Linked DNA regions of Homo sapiens: region 1 is linked to region 2. A link is a loop called in an ENCODE intact Hi-C map of the cell type or tissue named here. Cell type or tissue: Caco-2. All regions are shown on one strand. Links, peaks and the distances in the headings refer to the core of each region. The heading gives the core; the rest is flanking DNA. Region 1 has its middle 64 kb from the start of C7orf33. Region 2 overlaps CNTNAP2 (contactin associated protein 2).

Region 1 (8,505 bases), core at 121-8,120, 240 kb before region 2:
GTTGTCCTATGTTGCAAACAAATGAAAACTGAAAAGTATGAAGAAAAGTACAGCATGACATAAAACATAAAAATGTGAAGACTGTGGTTTCCTGGGAAGGCCACGAGAGTGGTCAGTTTATTAATATTATGACCTTATGTTCTACTGACAGGAAATTAAGGTTCATTTTTATAACCACCATTCTGTAATTTATAACTACTTCTGGAAAGTTCTTCTGTAGTCCACATTCTACCACATCAATTTAGACACCATTACTTAGTTACATGTTCATATTTTAGCTTCACATTTATTGAGGGTCAGTATTAGAAAGAGCTACACAAAGAACATTTCTACATCTTCTGCAAAACTCTTGATGATACTTTTTTGGGGGCTTTGTTTCTCCATAGAAGGATTCACACACTCAGTTTTTGTTTGTTTGTTTGTTTGTTTGTTTGTTTGTTTTGAGACAGAGTCTCGCTCTGTCGCCCAGGCTGGAGTGCAGGGACGGGAGGGATCTTGGCTCACTGCAAGCTCTGCCTCCCAGGTTCATGCCATTCTCCTGCCTCAGCCTCTTGAGTAGCTGGGACTACAGGTGCCCACCACCATGCCCAGCTAATTTTTTTGTATTTTTTAGTAGAGACGGGGTTTCACCATGTTAGCCAGGATGGTCTTGATCTCCTGACCTCATGGTCTGCCTGCCTCAGCCTCCCAAAGTGCTGGGATTACAGGCGTGAGCCACCGTGCCCGGCCTAACAGGGTGAAAATTCTTAACACTACTGAATGGTATGCTTGAAAGTGGTTAACGTACATTTTTACCACAATTTAAAAAACTATGCATCTTTTAATATAAAAATGTAAACAATTGATATAAAATGCCAAGTAATTAGAAATAAAGTAGCATAAAGAAACTTTAAAGAAAAGTTACTTGGATTTGTTTCTTCCTTTCAAGGTGGTTATGTAAATTTTTTGAAATGAAAATTTGATTGATTAAAAAAATGATTCTGTGTTGGAATAAACTTTGAAAGGTCTGGGTTAAGCCAAGATAAGCACATTTCTTTATCGCTGGATTTTTATACACTGATGTAAAAGTTAAACTTCTAGATGGAGTTAGAGTATGCAGTGTTTCCCAAACTTATCTGACCATGGAACATTGTTTTTGAAGAATATCTCTGAAGATGCGTCTGTATTAGAGATTGGACTGAGGGAAAAAAGTAACCAGGAAACAAAACCATCTGGGCACACTTCCATCTTTGACTAAACATGAATTTTCTGTGGAGAAGTATGTGCTTTGCAAAATCATCTGTTTCTATGCTTTTACATAGTCATTGAAAGTTTTGCTTTTCCCATTTAGTCTTTTTTTTTTTTTTTTTTGATACAGAGTCTTGCTCTGTTGCCCAGGCTGGAGTGCAGTGGCATGATCTCAGCTCACTGCAACCTCCATCTCCTGGGTTCAAGCGATTCTCGTACCTCAGCCTCCCGAGTAGCTGGGATTACAGGCGCGCACCACCATGCTCAGCTGATTGTTGTATTTTTAGTAGAGATGGGGTCTCACCATGTTGGCCAGGCTGGTCTCAAACTCCTGACCTGAAGTGATCCACCCGCCTTGGCCTCTTAAAGTGCTGGGATTATAGGCGTAAGCCACCATGCCCAGCCCCTTTCAGTCTTGTAGTTGATGTTCCTTTTGAAAAGTTTTATTTCTCTGTTGACTAAGGGAAAAAGGATTTTTCAGAACTCATGTTAAGAAAGCTAGGGACACAGAGTGCCCTAGAACTGTGACTCTCAAATTCCAACATGCGTAGGCCTCATCTGGGGAGGGCCTCACCCTCAGAGAGATTTTGACTTCATGGATTAATGGGAGGAAAAAGAAACTGCATTTTTAATAACAGGTGATGGAATCTGTATGCCCATGCACTGGGGTTAAGCACAAAGATAACTGTCATTGTCTCACGTGTAGGATTAGCAAGAGCCAGCTGGGCTGGGGTAGAGAGATTGAGAAAGTCAACTAGGGGAGAGAAAATGGCATATACTTAGAATCAGTGCCTGCTGAGTGATTGGAGCCAGAAGCAAAGGAAAAACTAGTACTGGTTCTGTCTTTATTTAAAATCATGATATTTTGTTCATAGCGGGGTTTTTTTTCTGCATTAAACTATTATTTATCTCAATTACTGAGATTTTTGGTGCTCCCTTAAATTTTGGGTATGCAGTACCTTACCCAGTCCTGACCTGAGAATTTCTAATTTTCCTAGAAATTTCCAAGAATAGTCAGTCTGCTTGCATGACGTGTTTGCCCCACTTGAGTTGAATTCCCTTATGGATCCTTTTGCCTCTTTAGAATCTGTGAGCATTTCTTGCTTTGTTGCAGTCCTCACTTGAAGCACAGTTGTTCTGCTCGGCAGCGTCTGAGAACTCAGCCTGTGTCCTTCAGACTCCAAACCACTTCTGTTGTTCTTCTCTTGTGCTTGATGGAGTGCGTTGCTCACCCGCAGCTGCTGGGTCAGGTTCTGGATGCTTCTGTCCGCTTCTTCTACTCTCTTACTTCTCCTTGTTCTTGAGAGTTCATAAGAAACATCTTGGTTTTTCATTTCACTTTCTGAGCACTGTTTTCACTACAGTTACAGCCATTCTTTTGGATAATTCACTGTGTACCAGGCAGGTCCCTTCCAAAGAATATTTCTCATTCTCACAATGATCTTGTCTATTTCCAGAGGAGAAGCTGGACGGAGGGGCTGACCACGCGGTGCAAGGAACCTGTTGGTCAGCTCATGTCAGTTAGCATTACTTAATAGGAGGCAGTTTGCCTCCGATATCTTTCTGTATAGTTTACACATCATTGTTTGTTAAAGTTGAATTTTTCAAAATTGCTGTTATGTCATATCCTCTATGCACAAGAATGGATCGATGATTCAAAAGGGATTAAAATAAAAATTGTTGATGAAAAAAGCCAAACTTTGTAAAATATTTGAAAAAATTGATTCCTAGCCAAATGTGAGGACCATGACCCATGACACAGCCCCAGGAGGTCCCGAGAACATATGCCCAAGGTGTTTGGGTTACAGTTCGATTTTATGCATTTTAAGGGGACAGAGGTTACAGGCAGACATCAATCAATATGAGGTAGGAGACTAGCGGGTCTGACAGGATGAAGTAAAGAAACTGGCAACAACCAGCAGATGGCGCCCAACTGAAGTGAAGTAGGAACCAGCAGGCGGCACTGAAGGCAACCACTCATTGCCCTTGCTGCTCATTAGCATAAGACACTCCCACTAGCATCATGACTGTTTGCAAATGCCAGGGCAATGACCCAGAAGTTACCGCCCCTTTTCTAGAGATTTCTGAATAATCCACCCTTTAATTTGCATGTAATTAAAAGTGGGCATAAGTACAGCTGCCAACATCCCATGATCTGCTACTCTGAGCACGCTGTATAGGAGTTAGACCTCATCCACAAAGAGCAGCTCTGGTTCAATAAAAGATTGCTGTCGGCTGGGCGCGGTGGCTCACGCCTGTAATCCCAGCACTTTGGGAGGCTGAGGCGGGTGGATCATGAGATCAGGAGATCGAGACCATCCTGGCTAACACGGTGAAACCCCATCTCTACTAAAAATACAAAAAATTAGCTGGGCATGGTGGCAGGCACCTGTAGTCCCAGCTACTCGGGAGGCTGAGGCAGGAGAATGGCGTGAAGCTGGGAGGTGGAGCTTGCAGTGAGCTGAGATCACGCCACTGCACTCCAGCCTGGGTGACAAAGCAAAACTGTCTCAAAAAAAAAAAAAAAAAAAGATTGCTGCCTAACACTACCAGCTTCCCCTTGAATTCTTTCCTGGGTGAAGCCAAGAACGCTGCTGGGCTAAGCCCCAATTTCCAGGCTCGCCTGCCTGCCCACATCAAATACATGTAAAGTTTACATTGGTTTGGCCTGGAGAGATGGGACGTCTTGATGCAGGGACTTCCAGGTCATGGGTGGTTCAAAGATTCCCTGATCGACAGTTGATTGACAGAGTCAAATTACTATCTAAATACCCAGAGTCAACAAAAAGGAGTGTCTGGGTTAAGATAAGGGGTTGTAGAGACCAAGGTTCTTATTATGTAGATGAAGTCTCATAGGTGGACACCTTTAGTGGCAGTAGATGGCAAATGTTTCCTATTCAGACCTTTAAAAGTTGCTGGACTCTCAGCTAATCTCAGGATCAGAAAAAGACCTGGAGAGGGACTGAGATTCTGTACAGAATGTAAATTTCCCCCACAAGAGACAGCTTTGCAGGGCCACTTCAAAATATGTCAAAGAAATGTATTTTGGAGTAAAGTATCTTGATTTCTTTTAGGACCTGCTATCTGTCATGTGATGCTATACTGGAATCAGGTTGGAATTTGGTATCTTACTGCCACAGAGGGTCTGTTTTGTCAGTCTTAAGATTTCTGTTTTGATGTTAATGCTGGTCAATTGTGCCTGAACTCCAAAGGGAGGAAGGTATCAGGAGGCATGCCCTACCTCTCCTTCCCATCATGGCCTGAATTAGTATTTCAGATTTACTTTGAAATCCCCTTGGCTAAGAGGAGGAGTCCATTCAGTCGGATGAGCGGCTTAGAATTGTATTTTTGGTTTACAAAAGGTAAACATCTGAAGTGAATGTGGAACTGCAGAATGCAGATCTGTATGAACTGGAAAAAACATATCTGGGAGGGGAATGATGATCAAAATCAGCCTAACAAGAGAATTACAGATGGGAAATGCAGTTAAAAAAATACCAAAAAAACCCCTCCGTTTTACTGGCCCATTTGCAACCTACTCTCAGTTTATTTTCTTCCAAAACTTTTTTCCTTTTTGAGATGAAGCCTGGCTCTGTCGCCCAGGCTGGAGTGCAGTGGCGCGATCTCGGCTCACTGCAAGCTCCGCCTCCTGGGTTCAAGCGATTCTCCTGCCTCAGCCTCCTAAGTAGCTGAGATTACAGGCATGTGCCACCATACCTGGCTTTTTTTTTTTTTTTGAAACAGAGCTTCTGTTGCCCAGGCTGGAGTGCAGTGGCACCATCTTGGCTCACTGCAACCTCCACCTCTTGGGTTTAAGCAATTCTCCTGCCTTAGCCTCCTCAGTAACTATTACTACAGGTGCACCCCACCACATCCGGCTAATTTTTGTATTTTTAGTAAAGATGTGATTTCACCATGTTGGCCAGGCTGGTCTTGAACTCCTGACCTCAAGTGATCCACCCTTCTCGGCCTTCCAAAGTGCTGGGATTACAGGCTTGAGCCACCACACCCAGCCACAACTTTTCAAGTTAGTAACATGAAACTGTTAATTTGTCCACATCATTTTCTAACAATATACAGCAACCACCTTAATAAACCAAGTTTTTCTTTTCATGCTCCCTTCAAAGACAAAATAAGTCTCCCAGCATGAAATAAATAAATTTCATTACTAAAAGTGGAGATGAGACCAAAACTCCTCAAAGTTCATTCAAAGTTTACCCCGTTATACTTTCCATAGCAAGAATACTATTAGTTACACAGTTGTGGGAGAACTTATAAAACCAGCTGCAAAAGTGAGTGCCACATAGTTCTGAGCTCAGAGAGAAAAATAGAACAAACTACTGGCTAAATTCCTAAATCATATGACTCTGTAAGATGTCACATCATTTATATGGCATAAAATACAGAAGAGCACAGCAATAGTTTTGCTTTATAGCAGTATAAGTTTGCTGCATATAAAGTATGAGTCAGTTCTTGAAAAAGAGAACAGGAGAAGCACTTGATGGCAATTTGTTCTTCTTATCATTGAAAATTCACGCTACAGAAGAAGTTTATGAAGCCGTGTTATTGGTGACTTTGTGTGCCGTGATACAGACTAGACAATGTGCACTGGAGCAGAGTTCATGGAACAACAGCTATGTGAGTGCCCAAAGAGGTTCACCGAAGTGGCAACCCAAATGTCAATCAAAATCAGCTTAAAAAGAGAATTGCTCTATTCTCAGAAAACAGCTGGCAGTCAGTGATATGCCTCTGACCTTTAGCACTGAAGGAAGGAATTTTTAAAAACGTGACTATGTAATCAATGTGACTGTGTATGCTTCTCAGCTCAGCATACATCTTTGCAACATGCCAGGAGAAGAAATGGGCAGAGATGACAAAACACTGCTTTTCCATGCTCAAGTCCACTGGCTCTCAAGAGGGAAGACCCCAAGGGGAAGGGTGCTAGGTGGGGTTTAAAATGAGGGGTAAGACAAAACCTTTCCTTCATTCATGATGCATTTGTTTATCTTTGTCAGAAAAAGAAACCGATGATGTATTATGAAGCACGTTTATGTAGCATGTCCAAATGCTGAATAAACAAAAATTACTTTCCAGAGCTAATACAATGAAAGAGTGGATAAACACAGTGGATGAAAACTTTTTTCCTTGCCTTTGGAAGTGATATACTCATTAACTTAGCATTAATGCAGAACAGAAATTAGTCTTCAGTGGAAATTTCTCCATAATTTCTAGGTCCTTTTTCAATGTGCATATCCAAAATTACTTTGTATCAATGTCAACATCATGGTTGTGATACTGTACTGAAAATTTGCAGGATGTTAGTATTGGGGGAAACTGGGTAAAGGATATGTGGGAATTTCTTCTCAGTTTTTACAATGACACATGAATCTATAATTATCTTAAAATTAAAAGTTTAATTTTAAAAAGTTTAATCAAACAACAACAAAAGCATAACGCTGTGATGAACAAGCCTGTCTGTTCCTATCTTTGTACAGCTCTAAGGGGGCTTCGTTAGGATAAACTGCTCCAAGTGGGATTGCTGGATCAAATCATATACAGATTTTTGCATCTATGTTCATGAGGGATATTGGTCTATAGTTTTTTTTCATGTAATCTCAGTCAGGTTTTGGTATCAGAGTTATGCCGACCTCATTAAAAAAAGTGAGATTTTTATCACTCCTCATGTAATTTATCCTCTTCCACTATAGGAATTTGTTAATTTCCATATTCCTCTTCTACAGTGTCCCACTTCTGAGAAGGTAATTCTGATAATTGTTAGTGTGATCATGAAATACAATACATTTTACTTTATCCTGCCTTTTCCTAAATATAAATGCTGTTCTACTTGTTCTCCCTCTGTTTTTGTAATCATAGCACGTTGTAGTATTGTAGATACAGTTTATAGAAAAGGGGCAATTTCATCTTGGACGTTTAACCTTGCCTGTCTGGATTTGGCTTCATTTTGACTTCGAGTTTGGTCATTTCTAGCATGATCAACTTTGTCCAACATCAGCAAAATTCATTGTCACCTTTCTTGTACTCAGGAGAGTTTCAAAGCCTGAAATCGTTTCATCTTTCACACATATTTCTGTTTTTCCTTCCTCTCTCCTTCTCTGCTACTGCAGAGGGTAGAAGTAGCATAAACCTTCACAGATGCACTTTTTCACATTTCAAGTTTGCATTGTGATCATAGACCTTTCAACCAAAAACGATTCCAAACTTTTAAAATATGTTCTTCAGTACAGTTGTCATTTCTGTACCCTTCTCTTCTATTTTTGTTAATTGGTGAGACAACTTTTAAAGAAATGCCTTCATGGGTATAGTTCTCTTTGTAAGCAGCTAAGAGAAACAAACAGATCGTCTCTCATTTTCTTTGAGACTCCTGTGGGCTAAAGTTCACGACTGTGTTTTCATGCTCCAGGCGGCACACGATCTTTCCTTGAGCTGAGCTTTATCTGTGTTTGTGACTTTCATAATTGCTTCAAGAATCTGAACAACCATTTTCCTTCTTCTTTTCATGTTTAGCCCCCTTTTCTCTCCCCTCTGGCTCTCCACTGGCCTCCTTCCTCTTCTGTTCTCATTGTGGGTCTTTAGCTTGGTCTACAGTGGCCTGCTCTTCTCATTCTTTTTGGTTTTTATTTGCATGAATTTCACTAGACCCTTCTGTTGGCACAGTATAGCCATTTTCACCCCGACTTTTACTTTTAGAACCCTTTGCTGATTATTTTATTTTTATTTTTATTTGAGACAAGATCTCACCCTGTCACCCAGTCTGGAGTGCAGTGGTGCAATCATGGCTTACTGCAGCCTCGACCTACCTGGGCTCAGGTGATCCTACCACCTCAGCCTCCCAAGTAGCTGGGACTACAGGTACACACCACCACGCCCAGCTAATTTTTGTATTTTTTGTAGAGACAGAGTCTTGGTTTGTTGCCCAGGCTGGTCTCGAACTCCTGGGCTCAAGCCATCCTCCCACCTTGGCCTCCCAAAGTACTGGGATTACAGGTGTGAGCCATGGCGCCCAGCCCCTTTGCTCATTCTTAACTATTTAGTTGATTTCCTTCTGTTTCCCATGTAATTCCTTAAATTTTCCCATCTCATTGTGATCTCTCTTAGAAATACCTCTTTGTTCTTTTACATCCTCAGCCACATCCCTGCCTTTATCTGGATCCCCAAGGCTGCCACAGCAGTGTTTTACGATGTGATGATTTCCTGCCGTGTCTAGATGATTTTCTTCCCTTCCTTCATCTATTTTGTTTTTAAACCTATTTTGCGAAA
Region 2 (8,505 bases), core at 162-8,161:
TTGATTTCTAAAAGTGAAGGTGAAAACTGTTATGTACAATGATTTTTTAAAAAACAAGAAACATTTTCACTTCAGTTCAATTTGTTTTTCTTTTTCCTCTATTTTTAATTTTAAGCTTAAATTTAATATTTTATCACCTTAAATACTAAAACCAGATACATCAAAATATTATTCAATTATGTTGCTATATTAAAAATCTAGGATACCGTGACTACTTAAATATGACTTCCCTTTTCTATCAATTGAGAAAAGAAATCCCTTTATATTCTGCATATAACACTGAACATAGATTCTGATTTGAACATGTGCTACAATTTTCATTAATGTCACCTGAATTTCCATTATTATTAAGGAAGCTATTTAAAAAAATGTGGTTTGTTATTTTTGTCATTGCAAAAAATAACTCAGGCTTTAAAAGGTTTGTGTGAAAGTGGGTTCATCATCAGCAGAGTTTCTATTGATGACATCATGTGTGTGCAGAGGGAACGTCTGGTCTCTGTTGCTGCCTCCCCCAACAGCCTTGGTTTCTGGTGTGCCTTGTCCTGTAAAGAGGTGAGGGACTGAGCTGGGAAGTCCAGCCAGCCAACAGCAAGAGAGCTGGCCTGTGGAAGGCTTCCATGAGCTGTGTGGCAGCCATCAGCATGATTGGCTATTTTGATGCCACCAGTGTTTGCTGAGAGCAATTCTGTTCCTTTACCCGCCTCCCCAACATGGGGTGTGTGTGTGTGTGTGTGTGAGTGTGAGTGTGTGTGTATTCATTTACATTATCATTTTGCTTCTTGGACACAGGGAAAAAGGAATGAAAAAAACCAAGTAAGTTGGTGTTTATTGGTCATACTCTAGTTGAGGGCTGCCTCAAATCTCTCTGCTATTTCACCCTGGGAGGACAAATCTGTTCCGAAAACTCCCATCAAGACAGTATCTGTGTACCATCCGAGTGACATGTAGTCTTGCCATTCAGGTCATCTCTTAAGCAGAGAGCACACTCTTCCTGCTCCTGAAAACACAATTCAGGTCAGCATCCACCTCTCTTCTCCCCACTCTTCAGTTTCCTCCACCTGCTTTTCACAGAAAAGATTCACCTTCTCCTTTCCAAATCCTCCCACTATGGCCCGTTAAGCACAACCCTGGAGCTATTGTGACTTTCTAGGGGCTGGGAGACAACTGAAATTTCTGAGAGCGCTGAGCTGATAGGGTCCTATTAGAGTGCCTGGTGCACAAAACCTGCACCTTTGGAATATTGGGGTAATCAAAGGGAGACAGGCCTGCTAGGTAGGAATCCCACCACCCTGAGTTGCACTTCTCTTGTGTATTCAAAAATTCAATATACAAAGTGGGTTTTTCTCTCTTTTTTTTTTTTTTTTTTTTTTTTTGCTGAATAAGATATTTTAATCTGTTGTAATTAAAAAGTCAAAGTAGAATGAACAGGAGGTTTAAAAACAGGTCCCCATGCCAACCTCAAGCATGTAGTTGTTGTCCAAGAAATATTTGCTAAATTTAATTGAATTGTGGCTTATGAGTCACTTCTCTGTACCATAAAAGTCTTGGTGGAAAGGTTTTGCAGATACCTTAAATTAACTGGCTATGTTTGACTCTTTTGAAAAGGAAGCAGGGGGAATGATTGGAACAATTTTCAAAAAATAGGTAAAAATTATTAGGTAATATATAATCTGAATAGACCCACAAATTATTAGTGTGATTTCTACTCTATTATTTAATTTAATAGTTTTACATTATCTTAAAGAAGATGCTATGGTTTGAATGTGTCCCCCAAATTTCATGTGTTGGACACTTAATCTCTAAATTCATATGTTGATGGTATTTGGAGGTGGGGCCTTTGGGAGGTAATTAGAATTAGATAAGGTCATCGCGGTGGGTCCCTATGATGGGGCTGGTGGCTTTAAAGAAAGAGGAAGAGAGGCGGGGCGCGGTGGCTCATGCCTTTAATCCCAGCACTTTGGGAGGATGAGGCGGGCAGATCACGAAGTCAGGAGTTTGAGACCAGCTTGGCCAACATAGTGAAACCCCGCCTCTACTAAAAATACAAAAAAGTAGCTGGGCATGGTGGTGGGCGCCTGTAATCCCAGCTACTTGGGAGGCTGAGGCAGGAGAATCACTTGAAGCTGGGAGGCGGAGCTTGCAGTGAGCCAAGATTGTGCCATTGCACTCCAGCCCGGGCGACAGTGTGAGACTGTCTTTAAAAAAAAAAAAGAAAAGAAAAAAAAAAAGGTTGGGCGCGGTGGCTCACGCCTGTAATCCCCGCACTTTGGGGGGCCAAGGCGGGCCGATCACGAAGTCAAGAGATTGAGACCATCCTGGCCAACATGGTGAAACCCCATCTCTAGTAAAAATACAAAAATTAGCTGGGCGTGGTGGCACGTGCCTGTAATCCCAGCTACTCCGGAGGCTGAAGTAGGAGAATCAATTGAACCCGGGAGGTGGAGGTTGCAGTGAGCCAACATCATGCCATTGCACTCCAGCCTGGGCAACAAGAGTGAAACTCCAATTCAAAAAAAAAAAAAGAAAAAAAGAAAGAAAGAAAGAGGAAGAGAGACCTGAGTTGACCTGGTCTTGCCTTCTCACCATGTGATGCCCTCCACCATGCCATGACACAGCAAGAAAGTCCTCACCAGAAGTGGCCCCTGGACCTTGGACTTCCCAGCCTCCAGAAGCATGAATGAAATAAAGTCATTTTCTTTATAAATTACCCACTCTTGGGTATTCTGTTATAGCAACAGAAAATCAGAGGATATATGCATATTTGTTAAAAACAGTTGCTTTGGGATTAAGATGATTATAAATGTGTCAGGAAAAGGAGGGCCAATGGGTCACATGGCATGAAATAAAAACAATCACTCAATCGGTGGCATCTTGCTGGCCACTGATGTTACCTAGTCCAAGAGCTGGGAGGTGTATACAATTATGAGCGAAGCTGAACAATTGTTTTTGTTTATTGACTTTTGCCTTTTTTTCTATAGTGGCTGTTCAAACTTTAGTTTCTTGATTTGATTTTTTCCTTACAAAAATAAGGCTGAAATATTATTTATCAATCAAAAGAAATGATCTATCAAGCCATGACCTGAAGGAAACTTAGATGTATTTTACAAAGTGAAAGAAGCTAATCTGAAAAGGGTACATATTGTATGATTCCAATTATATGACATTCTGGAAAAGGCAAAGCTATAGAGGCAGGAAAAAGATCAGTAGTTGCCTGGGGACCGGGCAAGGAGCAGAGGGGAGGGAGGGATGAACAGGTGGAGACAGAGGACTTTTAGGGCAGGGGAACCACTCTCTATGATACTGTAATGGTGGATCTGTGTCATTACACATTTGTCCAAACCCAGAGAATGTACGGCCCAAGAGATTATTAGGGTACTATGTGTGGCAAGTATGTAACACCAAAAACATGACGTAGAAAGATGTTAATAAGAAGAGAAACTATGTATAACGTGGGGAGGGGTGAGGGAGTATATGGAAACTCTCTGTACTTTTTGCTCCATTTTTCTGTGAACCTAAAAATGCTCTAAATTACAGTCAATTGAAAAGGCTGTAAAGTTAAACCTTCAAACTATTAATCCACACGATAGTGTTTTATTTGCAAGGCTAAGTCACTTTGTTTAATTAATAATGTGACTTCCTTTGTATTATCATTAATTTGATATTAATTAATTTTGATAAAATAACCGTAATAGTTAAGAAATAACAAAAAGATTTTTTTTAACGTGTTTTAGGGTTTGACTTCTATAACTTAGAGTAAGAAAATCTACTAAAACTTACAGTGTTTTAAAAAATAGTAATTAGGCCCACAAAATTAATTTATGATTTATATTAATCCTTTCCTTATTGTTTGACTTTTCTTTCCTTTCTACTTCCTAATGCACTTCCCATATTAACCAGAATTTTGAAGCCAGGTCTTTCTGTGTATAGGGAGCCCAGGCTGCCACAAGACAGTTTGGAGACCTCTACTGGTTAAAAGCCGATGAGAGCACTAGGATCGACACAGAGAGATGGAGGAAAAGGAAAGAGGAGAGAACCTTATCAGGAATTGACATGGTCCCCTTTCTGAAGCATCAAATAAATACACAGTTGACCCTTGAACAATATGGTTTTAAACTGCATGAGTCTACTTATATGTAGATTTTCTCCTGCCTCTGCCAACCCTGAGACAGTAAGACTAACCCCTCTTCCTCCTCCTCAGCCTACTCAATGTGAAGAAGATGAGGATGAAGACCTTTATGATGTTCCACTTCCATTTAAGGAATAATAAATGTATTTTATCTTTCCTATGATTTTCCTAATAATGTTTTCTTTTCTCTAGCTTAATTTATTATAAGAATACAGTATATAATACATATACAAAATATGTCTTTATCAACTGTTCATGTTATCAGTAAGGCTTCTGGTCAACAGTAAGCTATTGGCAGTAAGTTTCTGAAAAGCCAAAAGTTGTATGCAAAATTTTGACTGCATAGGGGGTCAGCACCCCTAATTCTCCTGTTGTTCAAGGGTCACCTGTACTATGCCTATCTCTCAGGGTCTTTTCTCTTTCATAAAACAAACACAGACAGTAAATAAACCAACAAGCACAGAAAGACCCACCCTGGAATCATGGTTCTACCACTTACTAGCTATATGACTTGGCACATGTCACTTTAAAACTTCAGAGCCTCTTTCCTCACATGTCAAGTGCAGATTTAAGTAGGCACTTACTTGCAAGGTTAGAATTAGTGATAATGTAGTGCCAGGCAGGTGTTTCACACTTGGAAGGCATTCAACATACACTGTCCTCCATAGTACCTGTCTAGTTACTGTAAGTGAGACTGAAAGACAGTCTGTTAAATAAATCTGGCACCCGTGATAAAAGACAATGGAATAAGGCTCACTTCTGTGTATGGCTTTGCTTTAACCTCTGAGTTTGTATTTTGAATGCTAATTCCTCCCAGTCAATAAAGATGGAGTAACAGTTGGAAAATGAATTTACCTTGGAGAAGTAGTATAAATTGTGAATTAAAAATTATTAAACACTTCTTTTAGAAGATTATCTTCCTTAGATAAATACACTTTATTGTTTTTTAACAGCTACATTTAAAAGCAGGAAAATAATTCTTACTTAGACCACAGAGTCTGTCTTATCACCAGAGCACAGAGCTGTGACATTCAAAATCTAGCCATGCTTGCTGCCAAAAAACATAACAGTCCCATTAAATATCTGTTATAAACATTTAATGCTTTTTATAGCAGGATTATTCACACCCTATAGATTTTTAAGAGGTGAATAATTCTTTCATGCAAACATTTGTTTTTCTACAACTGCTCTATTCTTCCTTCAAAGTGCTACAGAAAAGTCTGTGGGGATGCCAGTCTTCCCAAATGTGGCCATGTTAGTGCCGGAGGAACATTCAAAGCATAGACTTATTGGGCCAAATCTGCTTCTTCTGTTACCATTTCATTGTGTTTTTCTGTTTTGTTCTTCAGAGCATTCAAACAAGGAGTGACTTGATTTCTTTTTATTCCAATTTGTTAACCTTCAAGCTCTCCAAAGTTTAAATTCCAGGTCGTTAGCAAGATTACATAAAGGGTCTTTGTAGCCCAGACCTTTTTCTTCGAAACATGTTATGTTCCCCTTCCACGGACCTTAAGATGCAGTGGTGTTGAGTGACAGCCAGTCTTTATGCTATAGGAAGCACCATGAGATTTCACAAACCAGAAGGAGAAGACCAGGCTCTACCTGGGTAGCCTTAGTTGGACTTGTTAATCTAGTGTGCTGAGCAGTAACCACTCTCCTCTTACCTCCATGTATTAGTCTGTTTTCACTTTGCTGATAAAGACGTACCTGAGACTGGGTAATTTACAGAGAAAAAGAGGTTTAATGGACTCACAGTTCCACATGGCTGGGGAGGCCTCATAATCATGGCAGAAGGTGAAAGGCACATCTTACATGGCAGCAGGCAAGAGAGAATGAGAGCCAACTGAAAGGGAAACCCCTTATAAAACCATCAGATCTCATGAGACTTCTTCACTACCATGAGAACAGTATGGGGGAAACCCCCCCATGATTCAATTATCTCCCATCGGGTCCCTCCCACAACAAGTGGGAATTATGGGAGCTACAATTCAAGATGAGATTTGGGTGGGGACACAGCCAAACTGTAACGCTCCATGAACATCATGTGTGATAATAGCTGTGGAAGAGCTGTTTAAACTGCAAAATAATATAAAAACATAATGTATCATCATATTCATGTGATGCAGGTTAAAAATAATTCAGTCAATTGTCACTATTTGCAGTAGCTATGTTTCATACAGTTGCTGCTAACACTCAATTAGTGAATACTAAAACATTGTTCCTAAAGTAAATACAGGGTTAGGTTCCTGCAAGCATCTGGTCATAACATTTTATCAACCAACCAATACATTACCTTGCTTTATGTGTGTATCTTATTTAATATTCAGTTTTGAAATAAATGTTGTTGATTTATTAACATTGAGCTCATGGCTGCCAGCACAATCAGTCATGCCTAAAGACAGCTCATCTAACAGATGTATTTTCTCCACAGGACAGATCGCAGCGTCTTGTGCTTAGGAGCAATAGATAGCATTTCAGCACTCCACTTAGGGGCCATTTTATACAGTAAAATCACCAATAAAAACACAAGAATGCAAAAAAAATGGCACTGAATAGACTACAAAAATGATACTTGTTTATGGTATAAGAGCTGAAACTAGAAGGCAAGGGCATCACCTTGTTTGACTTCAAATGAGAATGTACACATTGATGACAAATTGTTTGCTGCACAGCACATGTCTGCAAATAACCACAAAAGCACCAAGAATACTACTTTTGAGGTTCTAAATAAATTTTAGAGAGTAGGTGAATTTGTAAATATGAAATGTATAATAATAATGATCAACTGTATATAAATAAGAAATTCAAAAATTTTCCATGCCTTCTGGAATACTTTGGAATGTTATAATAATAAGAATTCTTTCTTTCTTTCCTTCCTTCCTTCCTTTCTTTCTTTCTTTCTTTCTTTCTTTCTTTCTTTCTTTCTTTCTTTCTTTTTTTTTTTTTTTTTTTGAGACAGAGTTGCTTTTGTTGCCCAGGCTGGAGTGCAATGGCATGATCTTGGTGGCTCACTGCAACTCCACCTCCTGGGTTTAAGCAATTCTCCTGCCTCAGCCTCCCAAGTAGCTGAGCTTACAGGTGCCTGCCACCATACCTGGCTAATTTTTGTAGTTTTTTAAAGTAGAGATGGGATTTCACCATGTTGGCCAGGCTGGTCTCGAACTCCTGACCTCAGGTGATCCACCTGCCTTGGCCTCCCAAAGTGCTGGGATTACAGGTGTGAGCTACCGAGCCCAGCCTAGAATTTTGGCTTTCAAATGTTTGTTTATTTCAAAACAATTGGGTATGCAAAAGTATGTTGTGTGTCAAAGACAGGTGAGTTGAAGATTTGGGACAGAAATAAGTGTTTTGACAATCTTCTTTAACCAAATACTAAAAATGTGATTAAAACAGAACTTCTGATCTCTCATCACATTTTAACAATAAATGATTTTTTTTGGTGGGGGTTGCTTTTGTTAATTAAAAATAATTTAATTTTGGAAACCATGGAAAGATGATGATACCAATTGGTTTTCAATCAAAAGTTTTTTTCAGTTTTTCATTGTTTGAGTGTTCTTTTTATGAGTGACCCAGGATTGGAGTCAGCCATTCTTTATTTGTATTAGCTAAAAGTCAAAGATTAGATGTAATGATACTGCCTAAGACGTACTGGACACTCACTGTGTGCCAGGCTGTGTGATAAGCCCTTTACATTCATGATAGCATCTTTCATCTTCCTAACAAAGCTTATGATATTGGCACTACTATCATTCTCATTTCACGGTTAAGAAAACTGAAGCTGAGATTTGTAAGAAACCTGTTAAAGCTCCTCGAGCAGGTGAGGCAACTGGAATTGCAGGTGTTCTGACACAGAGCCTGTATTGAGCCTGACCCTCAATGTTCAAAATATCCTCTTCCAGCCTACACTTATGACAAGATTTGCCTTTGCAGCTGTTTTATCTAGATATTGAGAGTATGTTTGCAGGTTATGATGTATTAATTATTTATTGTCCTTGTTAAAGACACATTTGGGTGATAAGCAAAGATTATTCTGATATTGACAGTATATTATATTGAAAATATCGTTGAAGGCTGGGTGTGGTGGCTTATGACTGTAATCCCAGAACTTTAGGAGGCCGAGGTGGGTGGATCATGAGGTCAGGAGATCGAGACCATCCTGGCTCATGTGGTAAAACCCTGTCTCTACTAAAAATACAAAAATTAGCCGGGTGTGGTGGTGTGAGCCTGTAGTCTCAGCTACTCACAGGAGAATTGCTTGAACCCGGGAGGTGGAGGTTGCAGTGAGCTGAGATCACGCCATTGCACTCCAACCTGGTGACAGAGTGAGACTCCGTCTCAAAAAAAAAAAAAAAAAAAGGAAACGTTGTGAAGTACCAGCT

Evidence for each region. Hi-C counts contacts between places; a loop is a spot of excess contacts. Peaks named below come from ENCODE experiments on the same cell type or tissue, not always from the same donor. Only the 100,000 strongest peaks of a DNase experiment are listed, where the experiment ranks them.
Region 1: it touches region 2 in a loop (15-fold over the local background); 2 of 110 quality-filtered maps call a loop at or near these places.

What each region holds. Positions count from the first base shown.
Region 1 is chr7:148,522,474-148,530,978 of GRCh38, reverse strand. No RefSeq gene overlaps it. Among named protein-coding and RNA genes, the nearest start is that of C7orf33, 64 kb to the left of the region's middle. In Caco-2, for the core only: a CTCF peak has its summit at 3,156 (motif pointing right); a DNase peak (open chromatin) is centred at 3,168.
Region 2 is chr7:148,281,813-148,290,317 of GRCh38, reverse strand. The region is part of intron 21 of CNTNAP2 (contactin associated protein 2); the gene reads right to left. Among named protein-coding and RNA genes, the nearest start is that of C7orf33, 300 kb to the left of the region's middle. In Caco-2, for the core only: a CTCF peak has its summit at 3,988 (motif pointing left); a DNase peak (open chromatin) is centred at 3,957.